2 separate regions of the Homo sapiens genome follow, and region 1 is linked to region 2. Evidence: read pairs that join two places in POLR2A ChIA-PET (ENCODE). Cell type or tissue: PC-3. All regions are shown on one strand. Links, peaks and the distances in the headings refer to the core of each region. The heading gives the core; the rest is flanking DNA.

Region 1 (2,900 bases), core at 94-2,593, 1.1 Mb after region 2:
CGGGGCCGCGGTGGACTTGACCCTCTGACTCAGGCTGGGCCCGGGTGAGCTCAGGACAGCCTCGGAAACAGGCAGGCTCAGAAAAATGGAGTCCAGGAAGTCCTGGAAACCTGGCCCGGCCCCGTCTGAGCCGGCACAGGAGGGGCCTGGAGACAGGACTGCGGGACTGTGCCAAGGGCCCTGGTTCCGACAGGGAAGCCTCACCTCCTGAGCTTGTCTGGGGGGCCTTGGGGTGGGGAGGGGGGCTGTGGCCGGCTGCCTGCCGGGGCACTCACGTCCACCTAACAGGTGGGGTCGGGTCTGTAGGGGAGGGCACAGGTGGGGAAGACCAGCCCCAGCCGCAAAGCAAGCATCCCAGGAGAGCCAGGAAAGGCTGGGGCTGGGGAGGCCTCTTACCCACCCAGGGAAGGGAGGAGCTCCTGAAGGTGATCCTTGAGCAGGTTCTATAGAACCTATAGGCAGCTGCTTCTGGGAGCCGCTGCAGAAAAGGGGGAACACTGGTGGTGAGGCCCTGCCAGCCTGGGGGTGGGGTCTCGAATACTACTGGGCCATAGCAACCCCCACACCCACTCTGCCCCTAGCTCCCCTGACTTCCCAAAGCCAAAGCTTCCTTCCTCCCCCATCCCCACTCCTCCAGTAGACTTCCCCTTTCCAAACCCCCTGCTGTTCCCGCCAAACACGCAGGCAGGCATACCCACCCTTGTGTCAATCCCGTACCTCCCCACGTGCCACCTGCCAGCCAAATCCCATCACCTTCGGGATCCGTCCAGGCCCCACCCTGCCCCTCCCAGCTCACTCCTGGACTAGTGCAGTAGTCCAGCAGCTCCCGCCTGGGCACCCAGACTGCGCTTGGCTTTCCTGAGTTCCGCCCTGGCCTAGGGTCAAAACTGATGGCTGATCCTGCCCGGAGCTTCTCTGAGCAGCAGTGCCCCTCACAGTGGCCTGGTGCCCCCCAAGCACCCTTGGTCAGCTTCTCTGTCTTTGTACCAGGCTTCCAAAAACGCATGCATCTTGTGGGTGTAATATCTGCACCCCTGCACTCCAGTGGGAGCAGAAGGCAGGCACTTCATTGACGGCTGGGTCCCCGGCAATGCCCAGCACAGGCCTGGTATACAGCAGGTGCTTAATGCATATCTGTGGAAAAGGAGAATGCAGGCCTAGGGGATCAAGCTCTGGTTCCAACAAGAGCAAGGGCAGATAATGTTTGCTCAGCATCTTGAATACTCCTGTCCTCCCCACCCCGCCGCCAAACTATCACTACTCCCTTCTACATAAAAGGAGGCCCACCTGAGGCCCAACCCAGGCCAGGACCTCCTGCACCAGACTCTGGGTACCTGGGGGTCGGCAGGGGACAACCCCCTCAAGGACCCTGGTGCCTGTGTAACCTCTGTTCCAGAAATGGTCTAAGCCAGGGTGGTGCCCCCCGCCCCCACAGCTCACCCTGCTGGTATCATGTGCCTCCTCCCCACCGATCTGGGCTGCTTTTATCAGAGAGCCTGGGTGGGGGTGGTTATCGCCCCCCACAACCCTGGGGGAGCCCTCCCCATCCCACTAGCTGGGGCACCTGCAGGCAGTTCCAGCTGCTCTCTGCACTCTGCAGGCTGGAGAGGCGGTGGGTGGGGGAGGGCAGTCCCTGGCCCCCTACCCCCCACCCCCTATGGCCTGGCACTGCCCCACTCCGACCCTCCCCAGATAAGCTGCCAGTTCTCCCAAGCTCTGCCCACCAGCACTGCCATCCCAACCCTACAGGAGCGCATAGTTCTGCCTGGGGGTGGAGGAGAGAATGAAGTGGGGCATGGCTGCTTCCCCCTCTGGGCCTCAGTTTCCCCACCCACCTGTCCTCCTGGGGCCCTCTTCAGCAAGGGATCAGAAACCTGGCAGGCACTCAGACACTCCTCTGCACACCTCGTCCTGAGGAGTCTCCCTCCAACCCAGTGCGTAGACCAGCACGCCTCGATCCCTCCCACATCTCGTCCTGCCCTCCTCAACCCCTCTCTGATCCTAATCCCTTCTCCATAAATGGATTTGCCTCTGCAAAGCCCAGCCTGCCTCACTGCCGCCCCCAGCGTCCCCACCCTCGGGATTAAGTGCAGGGATTCACCTTGCCGAGGTGCCCCCTCCCCACCTCAAGTCCCTACCTCCACAGCAGACCCCAGAGCCAGCACGCCCTTCCTCTCCCATTCCCTGCCCCACCCAGCCCAGTGGGCCTCAGGCTGCCTCCTCCAGGAAGCGCTTTCCGTCATCACTAGCATCCCTGTTGCCACCCCCCACCCCGCCCCCCGCCACCACGGACACAGTTCCCTAAGTCCTGGGGCGCGGGGACTGGGATGCTGGGTGCTGGCCTGCGGCAGGGGACTTCAGAGTGGGATACAACTGGGGGTGACCCTGCAGCCCCCTGGGGGGCACCTGACAAGGTCTGGGGACATTTGTGATTGTCACGACTGGGGAGGGGGTGCTCCTGCCATGGAGTGCGTAGAGGCTGGGGACACTGCATAACCCCCTGCAGTGCCCAGGACAGCCCCTCCCCAGAAAACGATCAGGCCCCAAATGTCTCGGTAAGTGCGGAGGAGAGAAGCCCTGGGTGAGAAGAACCCTTCCAGGTCTGAGCCCCTCTCCTGGGGAGGGTGTCGGCAAACCCTCTGGAGGTGCAGGCTGACGGTGTGCCGGGCACTGGCATGCCGGGGGCGGGGGGGGGGCCCTCCGGGGATGCAGGGGGTTTGGAGAGCAGGGAGCCGACAGCCAGCCTCTCCTCCCGCCCCCGCCCCAACTCGCTGGCTCGCTCACTCTCCGTAACCATAGCAACGGCGTCAACATCACCCACAGCTTCCAAAGTCCTTCCCCGCCCCACGCAGGGGAGAGAGAGCCGAGAGCTGGCCGGGCTAGGATAGGGGCTGTGGGCC
Region 2 (2,900 bases), core at 283-2,782:
CGGATTCTAGAATTTTCCTCTAGGAAGATGCCCGGGAATTTTAACCCTGTTGGCTCGACCCAGAAGCTCGGGGTGGCAGGGAAAGGATCACTGTGGCCTTCCTTCCTTCCTTCCTTCCTTCCTGGAATTTCGCTCTGTTGCCCAGGCTGGAGCGCAGTGACGTAATCATAGTTTGCTGCGGCCCTGACCCCAATGGCACAAATGAGCCTCCTGCCTCAATCTCCTAAGTAGCTGGGACTACAGGCATATGCCACTACGCCCGGCTAAATTTTTTTTTTTTTTTTTTTTGAGACAGAGTTTCCCTCTTGTCGCCCAGGCTGGAGTGCAGTGTCGCAACTTCGGCTCACCACAACCTCCGCCTCCCAGGTGGAAGCGATTCTCCTGCCTCAGCCTCCCAAGTAGCTGGGATTACAGGCATGAGCCACCACGTCTGGCTAATTTTTGCATTTTTAGTAGAGACGGGGTTTCGCCATGTTAGCCAGGCTGGTCTCGAACTCCTGACCTTGTGATCCACCCACCTCGGCCTCCCAAAGTGCTGGGATTACAGGCGTGAGCCACTGCGCCCGGCCCATTGTTTATTTATTTATTTTTGTAGAGACAGGGTCTCGCTGTGTCACCCAGGCTGGAGTGCAGTGGCAAGATCACATCCCACTGCAGCCTCGACCTCCTGGGCTCAAGTGATCCTCCTGCCTCAGCCTCCTGAGTAGCTGGGACCACAGGCATACGCCAGCACGCCCAGCTAATTAAAAAAAAAAAAAAAAAACTTTAGCAGCCAGGCACGGTGGCTCACTCTTGTAATCCCAGCAATTTGGGAAGCTGAGGCGGACAGATCACTAGAGGTCAGGAGTTTGAGACTATCCCTGTCTCTACTAAAAATACAAAAATTAGCCAGGTGTGGTGGCGCACATGTAATCCCAGCTACTCCGGAGGCTGAGGCAGGACAATCACTTGAACCCGGGAAGCAGAGGTTGCAGTGAGGTGAGATCGTGCCCCTGGGCGACAGAGGGAGAATCCATCTCAAAAAAAAAAAAAAAAAATTTCCGGATGGGGTCTCGCCACGTTGCCCAGGCTGGTCTTGAACTCCTGAGCTCAAGTGATTCTCTCACCTCGACATCCCAGGTTGGTGGATTACAGGCGTGAGCCACAGTGCCTGGCCCTGGCTTTTCTTCTTGTTTGTCAGGCTCTGCTGTTGTGATAGGAAGGCTTGAGGACTTCAAAGGGGCGGCTGGTGTGCGGGGTTGGGGACGATGGCAGGGACAGGAGGGAGGTGCTGTTGGCATGTGTGGAATGTGGCATTGGCGCTGGATGGACGGGTCTGTGTGCGCTGACTGCGTGTCCGATGCCAGGGCCTGTGTTCCCCCTGCACGTCCCCAGGAAGGAACTGCTGGACCAGCAGAATGAGGGGCCAACGCCAGGGGCAGCACTGCCCGGCCACAGAGGACTGTGGCCCCACAGATGACACCCTCAGCTACCAGCTCCTGCATCTGGAAGATGACCAGGAGGAGGAAGGACGGTCTGCAAGTGTTCAAAGTGATGTTTCCAGGCCGGGCGCGCTTGTAATACCAGCATTTGGGAGGCTGAGGCAGGCGGATCACCTGAGGTCGGGAGTTCGAGACCAGCCTGACCAACGTGGAGAAACCCCGTCTCTACTAAAAATACAAAATTAGCCAGGCGTGGTGGCGCAGCTACTCGGGAGGCTGAGGCAGGAGAATCGCTTGAACCCGGGAGGCGGAGGTTGCGGTGAGCTGAGATTGTGCCATTGCACTCCAGCCTGGGCAACAAGAGTGAAACTCCGTCTGAAAAAAAAAAAACCTCTATAACATCCAAAATACTAACCACTTGTTACCTCTAGATTGTTTGGGGATGTTAGATTTCTCCTTTGTTGCCAGCTCTTTTATTTTTATTTATTTATTTATTATTATTATTATTATTATTATTATTATTATTATTTTGAGATGGAGTCTTGTTCTGTTGCCCAGGATGGAGTGCAGTGGTGTGATCTCGGCTCACTGCAACCTCCGCCTCCTGGGTTTGAGCAATTCTCCTGCCTCAGCCTCCCGAGTAGCTGGGACTACACGCGTGTGCCACCACGCCAGGCTAATTTTTGTATTTTTAGTAGAGACGGGGTTTTGCCATGTTGGCCAGGATGGTCAGGAACTCCCCAACTCTTATTTTTAAATGTTGGGCCACACAAGTCTGGGAAATGTTAGTTTTCAAACACATCAGGGAATAAATGGATACAAAAGTCTTGAGGACCACTTAAGAAATGAACAATAGCAGATGTGTAACAGTTATACTACGCTGCTACCTTGTAAAACATTTTAGAAACATCTGTTTCCAGCCGGGCCTGGTGGCTCACGCCTGTGATACCAGCACTTTGGGAGGCTGAGGTGGGCAGATCATGAGGTCAGGAGTTCGAGACCAGCCTGGCCAACCTAGTGAACCCTCATCTCTACTAAAACTACAAAAAATTAGCCAGGTGTGGTGGCGGGCGCCTGTAATCCCAGCTACTTGGGAGGCTGAGGCAGGAGAATCGCTTGAACCTGGGAGGCGGAGGTTGCAGTGAGCCAAGATTGCACCACTGCTCTCCAGCCTGGCAACAAAGGAAGACTCCATCTCAAAAAAAAAAAAGAATAAAAAGAATACAAAAAGAAAAAAAAAACATCTGTATCATCCTTGTAGATTCTGGGGTTTGGAAACAGGCTTTGAAAAAAGTCCTGAAACAGGCCGGGCGCCGTGGCTCACACCTGTAATCCCAGCACTTCTGGAGGCCGAGGCGGGCGGATCATGAGGTCAGGAGATCGAGACCATCCTGGCTAACACGGTGAAACCCCGTCTCTACTAAAAATACAAAAAAATTAGCCGGGCGTGGTGGTGGGCACCTGTAGTCCCAGCTACTC

Evidence for each region. Peaks named below come from ENCODE experiments on the same cell type or tissue, not always from the same donor. Only the 100,000 strongest peaks of a DNase experiment are listed, where the experiment ranks them.
Region 1: POLR2A ChIA-PET joins it to region 2 with 13 read pairs; 1 of 35 experiments calls an interaction of 5 or more read pairs at or near these places.

Annotation. Positions count from the first base shown.
Region 1 is chr19:1,857,435-1,860,334 of GRCh38, forward strand. All of the region lies in intron 1 of KLF16 (KLF transcription factor 16), which reads right to left. Among named protein-coding and RNA genes, the nearest start is that of KLF16, 4.7 kb to the right of the region's middle. RefSeq lists an enhancer at 1-26. In PC-3, for the core only: no CTCF peak of the experiment used is centred there; no DNase peak of the experiment used is centred there.
Region 2 is chr19:783,441-786,340 of GRCh38, forward strand. LINC01836 (long intergenic non-protein coding RNA 1836) reads left to right here. Exons shown (of 2, transcript XR_001753829.3): 2 at 1,375-2,263. Among named protein-coding and RNA genes, the nearest start is that of LINC01836, 2.1 kb to the left of the region's middle. In PC-3, for the core only: no CTCF peak of the experiment used is centred there; no DNase peak of the experiment used is centred there; H3K4me3 peaks cover 1,305 bases.